Linked DNA regions of Mus musculus: region 2 is linked to region 1. A link is a loop called in an ENCODE intact Hi-C map of the cell type or tissue named here. Cell type or tissue: left cerebral cortex. All regions are shown on one strand.

Region 1 (8,000 bases):
AGCCATTCACCGCATCCTGCTGCCTGAGCATGGATGCACTGTGACCAGCGGCTTCAAGCTCCTGCTGCCATTCTTTCCCAACTAAGACGCGATGGATTCTCGAACTGTGAATGAAGCCCAATAAACGTGTCCTTCCATAAATTGGTTTTGCTGGAGTGTTTTATCGCAATAGGAAAAGTAACTAAAAAAGAAAACAATAACCTATTTCACAATAACAAGACTACTTACCAATGCAATCACGCTCATGGGGCTAGAGAAATGGTCAACAGTTAAGAATCCCAGAGCACCTGGCATCAGTTCCCAGAATACAAATGGAGGGTCACAACAGTCTGTAACTACAGTTCCAGTGGGGTCTCATGACCTCTTCTGGCCTCCATAGGCACCGCATGCACATGGTACATACACACATACACAAGCACACACTCATACGATTTAAAAAACAACAAAGCCGGGCGTGGTGGCGCACGCCTTTAATCCCAGCACTCGGGAGGCAGAGGCAGGCGGATTTCTGAGTTCGAGGCCAGCCTGGTCTACAGAGTGAGTTCCAGGACAGCCAGGACTACACAGAGAAACCCTGTCTCGAAAAACAAAAACAAAAAACAAAACAAAAAAAAAACAAAAACAAAAACAAAAAACAAAATAAAATAAAGGTGAGATGTGATATAACAAGCTATGTTAGTCAAATCACTAATCCATAGTTACTGCTTTGCACAATGGTGGCAAACTATGAAAATAAGAATGCAGTTAAACCATGCAACATGATCTTGATAATCAATGGGGAAATTGTCTAATAGGCTTTAAAAAGGTTAGCCTGGGAAATTGGAAAGATGGCTCAATGGAGAAAGCCTGTTAGTCTTGCAGAGGGCCTGGACTGAGTTCCTAACACCCATATAAGATGGCTCACAACTGTCAATAATTCCAGGAGTATCCAATGGCCTCTTCTGGTCTCTGTGGGCACCAAGCACACACATGGTACACATACATACATATATACATGCAGGCAAAACCTTCATTCACAGAAAACAAATTGTAAAATAATCCCAGTGCACAGCAGGCACGCTGGTGCTTGTATTTAATCGTAGTACTTAGGAAGCAAAGGTAGGTCCACCTCTGAGTTCCAGGCCAGTCTGGGCCATATAACAAGTTCTAAGCCAGCAAGTACCACACAGCAAGATGAACCTCCATCGCCCTCAGTATGAGTGCTGCTATGAGTCTACATGTCCAGGCTAGACTTTAACTTGTTGGGGTAATCTTTCTTTGCTTTGTGTAAAGGTGTATCTCTGTATTTTCATTTGTTAATTCTGTACCATCAGAGAACTAAGTGCTGGCAGGATTCTGGTATTGTCATTTCTTTGACCCATCACCAGGTTTTCTACTTTGTAAATATTCATCTTTCCTCACCTGACTAAAGGCAATCTAGAAATAGACCAGAGGTTGTCTCCATACTGAGTGGTTATAATAAGAGTTATAATAAGAGCTGACGGCCAATATCTGGAGCAGGAAATAGGGGGGTGGAACTTCCAGGCAGAGAGAGAATGATGGCGGAGGGAAAGAAATCAGATGGTAGTAGAGCCAAGAAAGGTATACAGCTAGCCACAGGGTTGGCTATAGGTCTGACAGTCAGGTCAAATTAGATGAGCCAATTGGAAGACTACCCTAACAAAAGGCCTAACCCTTAAACTGTAGAAGCCTCCATGTCATTATTTATGCTGCTGGTGGGTATGAGAAAGACTCAGTACACTAACTGGCTACGTAGACCAACCTAGCCTCAAACTTAAGATCTTTGCCTCACTGCATCAGCCTCCTGAGTGCTGGGATTATGGGGCTACCATGCCCTATTCAAAAACTATTTTATCCTCAACATTCAAAAGGCTGAGGCAAGAAGCATTCAAAACTAGCCTGTTCGAGGAAGCAAACTGCACACGAGCCTAAGCTAGAGAGTACAACTCCATCTTTTTTAAAGTTTGAAGTTATAACTCAGCTGGGACACTGCTCGCTGACCACGCATAGAGCCCCAGGTTCAATCTCCACCAGCTTGTAATCTGAGCATGGAGGAGCTTACTTGTAACCCAATACTTGGCCAGTGGAGGCTGGAGAATCAGAAATTCAAACTCATCCTTGGTTACACTGCATGTTGAAGCCAGCCTTGAAATAACCAGGTCCGGGCTGGTGAGATGGCTCAGTGGGTAAGAGCACCCGACTGCTCTTCCGAAGGTCTGGAGTTCAAATCCCAGCAACCACATTGTGGCTCACAACCATCTGTAACAAGATCTGACGCCCTCTTCTGGAGTGTCTGAAGACAGCTACAGTGTACTTACATATAATAAATAAATAAATCTTTAAAAAAAAAAAAGAACCAGGTGCCCGTGTGTGTGTGTGTGTATGTATGTATGTATGTATGTATGTATGTATGTATGTATGTATTTTGTATGCATATGTGCATGACTCTCCAAAGCAGTGGTTCTCCAGCTGTGGGACCTCCTGCATGTCAGATATTTACATTACGTGCGTAACAGTAGCCAAATTACAGTTATGAAGTAGCACTGAAATAATGCTATGGTTGGGGGTCACCACGACATGAGGAAGTGTGGTCAGCGGTCACAGCATTAGGAAGGTTGAGAACCACTGCTCCAATGTCATCCACCAGAGCAGCAGAAGCCACGCACACAGCACTTTATACAAATGTCTATATGTGCAGGCTAGGTGTGGCGGCAGATGCCTGGAACCCCAGCACTGGGGAGCTGGACAGGAGGGTCACTGAATCTGAAGTCAGCACCTGCCATACAACAATCCCCTCCCCCAAAGACTCTAAGTACCCACACATATTCACTAATAAATAAAAGCACTTTATGAAAATGCACCAATACAACAACTAATGGTAACTCAAAACAAAATGCACAAGCAAAAAAGGAGAAAAAAATTATCTTAGCAGTTATTAGTAATTCATACACTCATTCAGGAGGTGGAGGCAGAGAACAGAGTTCAATGCCAGAAAATATAAAAGATCCTCTGTATGAAAATATTTAAGGGCTGGAGAGATGGCTCAGCAGATAAGAGCACTGACTGCTCTTCCAGAGGTCCTGAGTTCAATTCCCAGCAACCACATGGTGGCTCACAACCATCTGTAATGGGATCTGATGCCCATTTTTGGTGTATCTGAATACAGCTATAGTGCACGCATATATATAAAATAAATAATATTTTTTTTAAAAAAAGATTAAAATTTTAGATGGGGGGAAAAAAAAATCAACAACATTTTGCCAGTCATGGGAGCACATGCCTTTAATTCTAGCAACCAGGAGGCAGAGACATGGTGATACCAATGTGTTGATGGTCAGTCTGGTCTACATACCAATTTCCAGGCAAACCAGGGCTACACAATGAGACCCTGTCTCAGCAAAACCAAAAACAATGTTTAAAAGTGAAATAGAGGATACAAAGGGAGACCAGGTCAATGGTGAGTCCTTGCCTTGCATGCACTAGATCCTAGATTTGCTTCTATTATTGAAAAAAAAAAAAAAACTAATAAAAGAAAAAAAACTGAAAAATCCTGAACACGGACGGTGTTCCTGATGTTGATGCTGATGCAGAGCGAGTCCAAGTCAATGCACTGAGACGGGGGTGAGGAGACACTGCCTACCGTCTTCACGTCAGCACGGGTGTGGCAAACTGAAAAGCCATCACAGTCTGATAGTTCTCAACAGACACTGAGAATATATCCTGTCCAGTTCTTATACAGAATGAATGCTTGGACAATAAAAGCAGAAAGTCATTAATCAGCCCCAAAACACAGAGCCAAAGAAAGTGACTTTCTCTACTAAAAGTTTAAATTAGGCCAAGTAGTAGTGGTGCACGCCTTTGACCCCCAACACTGGGAAGGCAGAGGCAGGTGGCTTTCTTTCCATTTAAGGCCAGCCTGATCTACAGAGTGAGTTCCAGAACAGCCAGGACTACATAGAGAAACTCTGTCTCAGAAAATAAAAAACAAAAGTTTTCATTAAAATGTTGATTCATCAAAAATCACTTGTAAAACACCCTCAGGAGCCTTACACTGCCGTGGTGATGGTGACAATGGCAGCCAAGCATCTGGATCAGTTTCAGTAAGCCGTACGTAAATCTCCATAGGTACAGAGCTAATAAAATAATGATTTCTCACTGTATTAAAAAATAAACTGGCCGGGCAGTGGTGGTACACACCTTTAATCCCAGCACTTGGTAGGCGGAGGCAGGTGGATTTCTGAGTTCAAGGCCAGCCTGGTCTACAGAGTGAGTTCCAGGACTGTCTCTAAAACCTCTCCCCACCCAAAAAAAAAAAACAAAACAAAACAAAACAAACAATAAACAAACAAACAAACAATCTCAAGAACTACTTACCAGCAACACTGAATAGAAACCTGGCTGTGTCTCCCACTGTTTCAGCTGCTCCTCGGCTGGCTTCAACACAGCAGTATCCTGACTGGTGGCCTGTGTTAGGACCTGAAGAACCACAGAGCTGGCACTATTGAGATCCATGGAAGTCTGCAATGGTAAGTTAGCACACTTGAATGCACATTATATCTACTACAAAAATGCACAGTAACATAAGTGGAGGGAAGCCTGCAGGGTTTGAAAAGCACTTTCTCCTGGCCACCCACATTCTGACCTTTCCTATCCACTAGCTACAACATTACTTAGAACTCCCATAATTGCAATTACTACACATAAATCAATATATTTCTAAAGAAAATTGTTTTCTATTGTTTCAAAAAGTAAATGTAAGATGAAACTGGAGAGCCCACATACACAAAACCTCAAGTTTCCAAATTCTGATTTCCTACTGTGGAATCCTCCTACCTCAGCCTCCCCTCCCTAGTGTTAGCAAACTCACTCAAAGTGGACAGCGACAGAGACTCATACTCAACGATACTTAAAACATCAACTGAGTGAAGTGCAATCCTTGCATATAGCAGGAATGTCTCAAAAGTAAAGGAGGGATAAGAAAATCCTGTGCCACACCCACTCCAGTGAAGTCTGAGTGGCAGGCCCAAAAGCTTGGACGCAGTCCTGAGGCAAAAAGTTTCACGGAAACTTAGTCTCCTGGAGCCTTGGCATCCCACAGCACGAATGCTCCAGATGTGTTCTTGCGATAGTTGGTGTTATAGGTAATGCTACTCATTCAGACGAAAAGCCTCCAGTGTTAAACAGCGAAAGAAATCAGGCATTACAATTTACTGGATAAGAGCTAGAAATCTCAGGGCTAGTTCAACAAAGTTAACTTAGAATTCTCATTACGGTCATGTATAGCAGACTACATTACATATTAGAAGAAAGTTGGTTGGTTCTTCTGATAAATGGAGGTTCCCTACAGATACATAAAATAACAACTAAGTCACTCCCACGTGAAGGAATTTACAATGGCCTAGGAAGAAGGAAGGGTGTGGTCTAAGAAAGAACTAGAGTAAATACTTAGAATAACAGCTGAGTCACTCCCATACACAGGAATTTACAATGGCCTAGGGAGAAGGTGAATTAACAATGGCAAGGGCACACTGCTTTTGATTCTAGTTGTAAACACTGATTTTTTTTAATCCCAGTTGTAAACACTGCCTGGTTCCTGTCAGCTTTTGTGTATGCATTTCTCTGTTTTGGGTAAAGAGTCGATTTGAATCGGGTAACCTCAATGTACCTTGGATGACCTTAATGAATCACCTAACTTCCTTGTTTTCTTCTATAATATAAGTCTGATGCTGGCTTTGAGAAATTACATTCAGATCAACACTCCCTTGTGTTCGTGTCTGTCACCCCGCCGATTCCTTGCCCACAGGGGCGACTGAGTCCAGTCTGCAGCAATCCTGTTACGTGATAAATGACTATGTACCTTCCCCAGTTCATATGCTGAAATCTAAGGCCTAAGTTAGGTATTTGGAGCTGAGAAGTTAGGTAGGTATTAGACCATCAGGATGGATTCTCCAAGCATGGTCTAAATGTGCCTGAAGAGGACACCAGAGAGCCACCTTATTCTTTCTGTCAAATAAGGATACAATAAAAAGTCTGCAATCAGCAATGGTCCTTCCCAGTATCTAACTACGCTGGTACCCTGAGTTCAAGGCCAGCCTGGTCCATGTAATGAGACCACATCTCAGAGTAAAAAAGCAAGACCAGCAAGATGTCTCAGGATCTACCACCAAGCCTGATGTGATCACCTGCATTCAAATTCCAGGACCAACATAGTTCAGAGAATTATCTCCCACAAAGTTGTCCCCGTGTATGCTGTGGTAACACACACCACACCAAACAAATAAATAAATGTGGATTTTAAGTGTTAAAGGTTAAAGAGATAGTGTCTTGGAAATAACTATAATAAACAGTTTACCAAAGAATGACAGCAACCTCTCAACACAAGTCCTCGACACCCATAAAGGTGTTGCTTCCTGTCAACACTTTCATTTATGAGTTGAGATAGTTTAAAGCAGGTGCTTTAATTGGAAAGACACTGTCAACTTAAAGGGCAGATGATTACAAGTGCTAGAATATTTTGTTTTGCCTGAAACAGAGTCTCTATGTAGCCCCAGCTGCCTAAAATCTGTTATGTAGACTTAGGCTGACTCTTCCACTAGTGTGCTAGGATTAAAGGTGTGTACCACTACGATTCAAAAGAGCCAGTGTTAAATGTCCCCCATGCAGATTTCTGGAAATCAAGAGTTCTAGGCCAGCCTGGACAACTTAGCAAGACTCCATCTCATTTTTTTAAAATAGGATTGGGATGTAACTTACCACAGCACTTGCCTGTCATGCACAGGAACCTGGGTTCTATACACATATGTATGTAAAACAATTAATGAAAAAAAAGTCCATGAATTTGGAAGAGAGCAAAGAAGAGGATATGGGAGGGTGGAAAGGGAAGAGGAAAATAATGTAATTAAAATCTCAAAAAAATAAAAAAATAATTTTGCGAGGCATGGTGGTGCACACCTTTAATCCCAGCACTCGGGAGGCAGAGGCAGGCGTATTTCTGAGTTTGAGGCCATCCTGGTCTACAAAGTGAGTTCCAGGACAGCCAGGGCTATACAGAGAAACCCTGTCTTGAAAAACCAAAAATAATAATAATAATAATAATTATTATTATTATTATTTTCAAAGAGCAAGCAAGTGAACCAACCATGGGGCTAGAACAAAGCTCAGCAGCTAAGAGCACCTGTTATCCTCTCAGAAGACTCAAATCTGCATTCTAGCACAGACATCAGGCAGTTTATAACCACCAGTTGAGGATCCCATTCCCTCTTCTGGCCTCCTCAGACAGACAGACAGACAGACAGACAGACAGAGGATTCCATTCCCTCTTCTGGCCTCCATAGACAGACTACACACACACACACACACAAAACCAGAAACATAAGAGCTATAACAAATTTAATATAAAAACGTTACCTGTTAGAAAGCTTAAAGAAAGGGACAGTTTATTAACTTAAACAACCTTCGTTCATTTTTGAGACAGGATCTTACTATGCAGCTCTGACTGTCCTGGAACTTACTATATAGACCAGGCTGGCCTTGAACTCACAAACATCCATCAACCTGCTTCTCCCTCTATGGTGCTGGGATGAAGGTGAGGAAAAACAAACAAACTTAATATTGGTGCTAGGCATGTTGGTACACATCGTAATCCCAGCAACATTCTGTAGACTAAGGAAGGAGAATTATGAATTCAGGGCCAGGCCAGGCTACATAGCTAGATCTTGGAAGAAAGAAAGGGATAGAAACAGGGAGGGTGGAAGAAGGAGAAAGGGGGATGACCACTTGTAGAGAAAAAAAAAATTAACCCTGATTCTAGCAAAACTGCTAGATCCCTCTGATGAGTCACCACACTAGTCTCTAGCTGTGACGTGCTGCTACTGAGCAGCACTACTGAAGTTACTGCTCACGACAAACATGACCTTCTGTGGACATCTCCAACTGCACAAGACAGGAAAGCACTACCTCACGCTGACCTAGCTTCTAAACATTTCTATGATTATACCTAT
Region 2 (8,000 bases), 2.0 Mb before region 1:
GTATCAGTGAGTGCATATCTAATGACTTCTTTTGTGATTGGGTTACCTCACTAAGGGTGATATCCCTGAGATACATCCATTTCCCCAAGAATTTAATAAATTCATTGTTTTTAATAGCTGAGTAGTATTCCATTGTGTAAAAGTACCACATTTTATTTTGTATCCATTCCTCTGTTGAGGGACATCTGGGTTCTTTCCAGCTTCTGGCTATTATAAATAAGGCTGCTATGAATATAGTGGTGCATGTGTTCTTATTACCAGTTCGAAAATCTTCTGGGTATATGCCTAGAAGTGGTATTGCTGGATCTTCTGGTAGTACTATGTCCAATTTTCTGAGGAACCGCCAGACTGATTTCCAGAGTGGTTGTACAAGTTTGTAATCCAACCAGCAATGGAGGAGTGTTCCTCTTTCTCCACATCCTCCCATCTGCTGCATCTGCTGTCACCTGAATTTTTGATCTTAGCCATTCTGACTGGTGTGAGGTGGAATCTCAGGGTTGTTTTGATTTTCATTTCCCTGATTATTAAGGATGTTGAACATTTTTCCAGGTTCTTCTTAGCCATTCAGTATTTCTCAGTTGACAATTCTTTGTTTAGGTCTGTACCCCATTTTCCCCAGCTTTTTATTAGGTATTTATTTCATTTACATTTCAAATGCTATCGTAAAAGTCCCCTATACCCTCCCCTCCTGCCCCCCACTCCCCTACTCATCCACTCCCACTTCTTGGCCCTGGTGTTTCCTGTGTATTGGGGCATATAAAGTTTGCAAGACCAAGGGGCCTCTCTTCCCAATGATGGCCGACTAGGCCATTTTCTGCTACATATGCAGCTAGAGACACAAGCTCTGGGGGTACTGATTAGTTCATATTGTTGTTCCACCTATAGGGTTGCAGACCCCTTCAGCTCCTTGGGTGCTTTCTCTAGCTCCTCCATTGGGGGCCCTCTGTTCCATCCAATAGCTGACTGTGAGCATCCACTTCTGTGTTTGCCAGGCACTGGCATAGCCTCACAGGAGACAGCTATATTAGGGTCCTTTCAGCAAAATCTTGCTGGCGTATGCAATAGTGTCTGCTCCACTATGTTCATAGCAGCCTTATTTATAATAGCCAGAAGTTGGAAAGAACCCAGATGTCCCTCAACAGAGGAATGGATACAGAAAATGTGGTACATTTACACAATGAAATACTACTCAGCTATTAAAAACAATGAATTTATGAAATTCCTAGGCAATTTCCCCCAATTCCTCTACCAGTAGGTCTGGTGTGTAGCCAGAAGAGCATCATATCTTCAATATTCCTAAAGGTACTGATGTTGCAAGTCATAAGGGCAGACTTTGAGGGTATCATCCTGAGTGAGGTAACCCAATCACAAAAGAATTCATTAGATATGCACTCACTGATAAGTGGATATTAGCCCAGAAACTTAGAATACCCAAGATACAATTTGCAAAACACATGAAACTCAAAAAGAACGAAGACCAAAGTGTGGACACTTCTACTCTTCTTAGATTTGGGAACAAAACACCCATGGAAGGAGTTACAGAGACAAAGTTTGGAGCTGAGACGAAAGGATGAACCATCCAGAGACTGCCCCACCCAGGGATCCATCCCATAATAAGCCACCAAATGCAGACACTGTTGTACCCCATTTTTAATGGGGTTATTTGAATTTCTGGAGTCCAGCTTCTTGAGCTCTTTGTATATATTGGATATTAGTCCCCTATCAGATTTAGGATAGGTAAAAATCCTTTCCCAATCTGTTGATGGCCTTTTTGTCTTACTGACAGTGTCTTTTGCCTTACAGAAGCTTTACAATTTTATGAGATCCCATTTGTCAATTCTTGATCTTACAGCAGAAGCCATTGCTGTTCTTTTTAGGAATTTTCCCCCTGTGCTCATATCTTCGAGGCTTTTCCCCACTTTTTCCTCTATTAATTTCAGCGTATCTCATCCCCCAATTCCTCTACCAGTAGGTCTGGTGTGTAGCCAGAAGAGCATCATATCTTCAATATTCCTAAAGGTACTGATGTTGCAAGTCATAAGGGCAGACTTTGAGGACCACTACTAAATGAACAGAGGACCTGAGTGCAAGGCTCTTAGGTGATGCTTAATTTGAGTGTCAACATGATGGGCTGTAGAATCATGAAGAAAACAAATCTCTGGCTGTGCTTGTGAGGGGCTTTGTAAATGGGGTTAGTTCCAGTGGGAGATCTATCCTAAAGGCAGACAGCAGTCCTTCATGAAGTCCTGGACTAAGTGTAAGAGGTGAGCATCATACCCATGCTCTCTTGTCTATGGAAACAATTCGACCAGCACCTGCTGAGGCTTCAAAGTCACCTAAATGTGCCCTGGCTCTCTCTACATGTGCCTCCTTTCCCTCATGCCTTCTCTACTGTTATACTTATCTGCCGTGATAGACTTGAGGTCCTGGAACCGTAAGCCAACCTAAAGGCTTCCTTCCTTCCTTCCTTCCTTCCTTCCTTCCTTCCTTCCTTCCTTCCTTCAGTTGTTTTGGTGAGGCACTTTTGGTGTAGCAATGAGGTAAGGAACTAATCCATCCTGTGCTGGGGTTTAAAAGAAACATGACCGCTGACCTAAAGGAACTTTTCTCATAGCTGTGAGACTGCATTTACAAAAGCATGAGAAAGAGCCAAATACAGTGCTATGAGAATTCCCAAGAAGAGGGGCAGAGATGTCACTAACATTGAAAGGACGTCATTTATGGAAGATTCATGTAGGCTTTGGGTGACCGTTCTTGGCCACAAGGAATGAGAAGAACTTGAGTGTTTGTTGAAGAGGGAGGCATTCTGAGTGAAGGGGGCAGTATGAATCCAGACAAAGAGGCACCAATGGTCAGTCTCAAATAAACAGTCCAGTCAGGGTGGACTGAAAGGTTCATGAGGGAGCAGACAGTACCAACAGAAACTACTTAAAATTGCCTACATAGGCCCACCGTCTCTCACTTCTTTGCCTTTACATATGTTTCCCTTTCCCCGCAGCCTTCCCTCCCTGGTTGACTGGCAATCTCCCTCTTGAGATTAGCGTCAGCAGCTTATTTCTATGCATTTTCTGACTCCTCCGTGCCTCTGACTCCCATCCGTTCTATCAATAATTGCCTGGGTAGATTAGTTGCCTCTAATCCTATCTATCTCCCTACCATTGCTAAAAACAACCATTTATGAAAATCTTCATATATTTATCCTTGCTGTCCCGGCTCTCTATGTCTGACTCACTGAATAACCCTCCTCAGCCAGGCTTTCCTGTCCCAAATGCCAAGTCAGCCTCTTCTACTATCACTACCAGTGACGGCTTTTCTGCCCAGTCTTTTGGATTGTGCAGCGTTACCCAGCTCAATCATGTTACATAACCAAGCGTTCCTTCCTTGCAGACATCTTGGTTCATTTTTGTGCAATGCTCTTTTGGTTTTTCTCTTGGGATCCCTTTGTGAATTGGTCTTCTTTTGCTTCAAGCCTTACAGTTTTGCATTCCAGAGCATTCTTTTGGCAAGTTTCCCAGGGGCAGTCTCTGCTGTGTGTAGAGCTCCTACGACCACTGCTCTGAACATACTCAGATTTATTTCCAGATTTCTTGGATCATGTCTTCCCCCAATGCTACTAACTATTGAATGTTAACCCCAGGATTCTCCATGTCTAAAACCATAGCCATGTTCTACCTTGAAGCCTCTTGCTCTCTTCTCTCAACTTACTGACTGATACCATTATTTATTCTTCTAGTCAGGACTGAACCCAGATTCATCCTTGATTCTGCGTTCTCCTTTATGAATCATGTCTGACCTGTCATATCTTCTTCCTCAGTTCCTTGGCATTACATAATATCTGAAGCATGTCTCATCTGGAAGATAGCTCGTGCCTCCTAACTGACTTGCATCTAGAGCAGATTTAGTGCCTATGGATTCTAAGGCATGCTATCAGCTCCCGGATTCCACGAATGAGCAAAGATACCAATACATCCCACAGACCTCATTAAGTCAGAATTGCAGCAAAGGTGAGACTGTCTTTCAGGCTTAATCTATTTCTGTTGATTTGTTTTGTTTTATAACAGCACAGATTTAGAAGAGGCTTGTCCTTCACTTTCCAGTCTCCTTTGAGCCTTTGTTGGTAACCTTGTGGGCTCCCCACAGGTGGCTCCATTTGTAATCCATTTGACACAGCAAGCTGATCATAATTAATGAAGCTCCCTGCAGCACTGTCAATGACCCAGAATGGAGGACAGGAGGGGCACTGGAGCAGGGGAAAGGACAGCAGGCCTGGAGCCAGGAGAGATGGACATAGCCTGCGGCCCATGATGGGGGGACCACAGAACAAGGGCCGCTTACTCACCTGGGTACCAGCATCTCCAAGCTCAGGCTGGAAGGGCACTGACAGAGAAGACAATGTCCCAAAACGTAGGCACTTTTTTTGATAATCTAAATCCCCGCCCTTGGCCACTCTGTTTTCTTTCTTACTAAAAATCAACTTCAAGTGAACGTTTGCTGAGTAGCGAGTGGGAGAGATGTAATCCAGTGTTGAAACGAACCCTGGACCAGTTCCAAATGAAGAACTGAAAGGGAGCCTGGAGAAGAAGAGAGTCTGAGCTGGCAGGGTTTTCCCATGGTCAGCAGGCCAAGCACAAGAAGCCAGGACCATGAGTGACATCTTTCTCTCCTTTTCTGTTTCCAACACACATGCAAATAGAATAAAAACAGAAAGGAAATAAGCCAGAAAAGAGACAGATGGCTTTCTATAATGGTTTCAACCGGTTAGAATCAGCTTTTGAGAACAAGGGTCTACGTGAAAGAACCAGAATAAACTTTCGCTGCATCACCCCATCCCCTACACACCTTAAGTCAGAGCTGCGTAACACACAGACTCCTGCTGTGGGGAGGCTCTGTGGGCATCTCAGTCTACGCAGTCAGAGGGACGAATCTGGATGATTTCTAAAATGAGTCGAATGGCACTGCCATATGTGTCTGTCAAAGACTGCCCCTGGAGATGGTTCATCCTTCCTTCAGGGCCTGTCTGCCCCCTTCCTTGGGTTCTTACTGCTCTCTGCCCATTGCTGGCACAGGGACAGCACTCTGTGAGTGGACACCACCTTGCTAAGGGTCTGCATTTCTCCACAAAACGAGGCGCCTGGATTTCCATAAGCCCTTCACTTCAGCTATTCTTTTTAGTATTAGAATGCGACTGAACCACCTTCGGAATAAATCATTGTATTTTTATTTCCCAGATGGATTTGTGACGTAAGACTTCGGATGATTTATTTGGGTGATTTCTTCCCTTTTATATTTTTACTGAAAGTACCACCACATGTTGTTCTTTTATTTTACAAATCCACTGAAAGGTCCCAATAAGTTTTCATTTATGAAATACAAAAATATTTCTATTTTACCTCCCGTGATTTTGAAAATTCCCTAATTAAAATGAAATTTTGACTTCCCTGTCAACACACAGTCCCACCATGGCAGCATGGACTGGCATTAGATGTGGAAGGGAGTTTTAAGGTGGGTTCACAGAAAATACAGAATTTGTGGCATTCACAAAATTCAGACTGGGCACCCTGGGAAGTTACCCTCCTGGGAGGCTCCATGCGTGCTTCAGTGAGAGGGCAGGGTAGTGTCCATGGGGGAGACCGCCAAACCTGTGGATCCTAATGTGTGCTCCAAACTTAAAGTCCCAGAGGCCTAGTCTCTGACCTCTGACTTCAAGACTGACTGGACACCGATGTGACACATGCATGATCTTTGCAGGACAAGTCCTACTTGCTGCTGTTTTGGAGTTCTGAACAAGTCTGTGTGGGCCAGCTACTAAACGACAATGTCAGTTTCCAAACACATTGGCAGAGTGGTCCTGGGTTCCTTCCAAAAACTATTTCATCTCTCCCACATCCTACTCAACAAACATCTCCTAGAAGTCGGTTTCCAGTTGATTTGCTCTTCGTAAGGTTGATGTGGTGTGTACTGCCTCTCTAATCCTCAAGCCACCATGGTCTCCCCACTCTCCAAAATTTCCGCAAGTCAAACTACTTGCCCGGGGTCACTTCGTTGGACAATGGCAGAGCCAGACTCTGACCTCAAGCCTAGCTTTAATTGAAGCCCTTCATTCTAAACCCACAGGTGCTTCTAGCAGCAGCAGCAGCAGCAGCAGCAGCAGCAGCAGCAGCAGCAGCAGCAGCAGCAGCAGCTTTGTATGTGTAGTCAGAGAACTCTTCAATTACCATACATCTACTTTCCTCCAGGACTCCGAAGCACACTGACTGGTTGGAGGTGGATTTGGCCTCTGTGAGCAGATTCTACAAGATTGCCTGGAATTACCTGTCCTGCCTCCTCCCCTGCCTCATACTCTGACCCAGGCCTCCAGCACAGCGCAAGCTGATGCGGTGTCTCAGCCTTTGTCTGGTGTGCTCGCCTGCCTCCACCTCTCTACCTTCTGCTGATATACTCTGAGCCAAGAGGCACTTCAGCTCTGCTGCCAAGTCCTCCTCCTCCTCCCTCCTCTTCACTCAGCTTCCCTCGCTCCCAGGCAGACAGTATACTTCCCTCCCTCCCTCCCTCCCTCCCGCACAGGCTTTCTTCGGTGGAAACAGGAGGGTTTTTTCCCTTGCCTCTAAAGAGCCTTTCCCATCCTCTAGGTACCACTTTCTGCAGCTAATGCTTCATTCATGGCTGCTCTAGCTAAGTCCGCTTAATGTAAAGCACTTACCATTCACTTGTGTGCACAGCCTAGAGTCCTGCAAAGATTTAACAAACACTTATTGCTTGTGCCAGGTGGCGTTCTAACTGTGTCCCAGGCTCCAGATGCAGAGCATCCAATAGTTAACAAATTCAGGATCATTCCTCATTCTTGTGAATATTTCTTTACCGGTCTGTGTCAGGTTGGATTCTTTTGCGTCTTCCAGAGGTGGACTACCTGAGTTCAACTCCATAGCACAGTCTTTTTACTATAATCTGTATGACTTTGGAAAAACTAACCTCTGCATCTCAGTTCTCTGTAAATTAGGAAAACTTTAATAAAATCTCCCTAAATCATTACTAGATTTTAATAGGAGACTGGAAGTTTAGCTCAGTTATAGACTACTTGCCTAACACGTAAGGCCCTAGCTTTGACCCCTAGTATGGGAGAAACAAACAAACAAACAAACAAGTAGTAATTATATAAGCCAACATAGCTGATACATGTGAAATACTCAGGACAGTGACATACCATGTGTCCCCAATATGAATTAATTCTATTATTATTTTTATATAATTAAGCATGTAAATGGAGGGATATTTCTCCAGTAGGCTATAAACCTTGTGCAGATGAAAGCCACGTTCTTGGTCCTCTTGTAGAGGCATCCCTGGTTTGGCTCTTTCCACAGCACATGACAGGTCTGGCAGGGATGTGGGCGTTCTCTTTCAGGTGAATGCATCTCTGTCTCCATCAGAGGAGGCTCACTCACCAAGACGACAGCCTCACCCACTCTCTCTAAGAAGGCTTGCTTACTTTGTGGGAAACCCTTGCACTGCCTTTCTGAGAAGCAACCTCCAAGTTCACCATGCTCTGCCTCAAAGAGAAATCCCAGGACTCACCTTGATTTTTCAGTGGTAAAGGCATCGTTTCCCTGAGTTTGCTAAGAAGGTTTTTCATTTCTCGCATGTCTCTGCAAAGTTGACAGAAAGAAAAATTAGCTGTACGTTTTTCAAATGAAGCCTCAAGTTTCACCTATGTGATGAATGAAAGGTGAGATTCCACAGGGAATTTTAACAGTTCTTGTTTCAAACAGACACATACTGAATTCACTTTGCTTTTACAGTAAGGAATAGCAGATAGGATTTGGCTCCAGCCCTCGGCATCTCTGCTTGTAGTCCGACCTGGCTGAATTCAGTGGAGAGCCTTTATAATGAGGACAGTACTATGGCTCTACAGGGAGAGGCCAAGGACACACAACTAGAACAGTGGGCTCCTGGGGAAAGTCAGGATTTGGGATGCATCACTGGGGCAGATGGCTGTGCTCCAGTGC

Evidence for each region. A loop is a pair of places that touch in the nucleus more often than their neighbours do. Peaks named below come from ENCODE experiments on the same cell type or tissue, not always from the same donor. Only the 100,000 strongest peaks of a DNase experiment are listed, where the experiment ranks them.
Region 2: a loop joins it to region 1, with 4 times the contacts of the local background. A loop is called at or near these places in 3 of 42 quality-filtered maps.

Annotation. Positions count from the first base shown.
Region 1 is chr13:106,920,639-106,928,638 of GRCm38, forward strand. Ipo11 (importin 11) reads right to left here. Exons shown (of 30, transcript NM_029665.4): 2 at 4,375-4,518. The coding sequence starts at 4,512. Among named protein-coding and RNA genes, the nearest start is that of Ipo11, 12 kb to the right of the region's middle. In left cerebral cortex, no CTCF peak of the experiment used is centred here; no DNase peak of the experiment used is centred here.
Region 2 is chr13:104,956,515-104,964,514 of GRCm38, forward strand. It overlaps Rgs7bp (regulator of G-protein signalling 7 binding protein), which reads right to left. Exons shown (of 6, transcript NM_029879.2): 5 at 7,570-7,640. Among named protein-coding and RNA genes, the nearest start is that of Gm41048, 46 kb to the left of the region's middle. In left cerebral cortex, no CTCF peak of the experiment used is centred here; DNase peaks (open chromatin) are centred at 3,043, 3,308, 3,947, 4,567 and 4 more places; H3K27ac peaks cover 4,385 bases.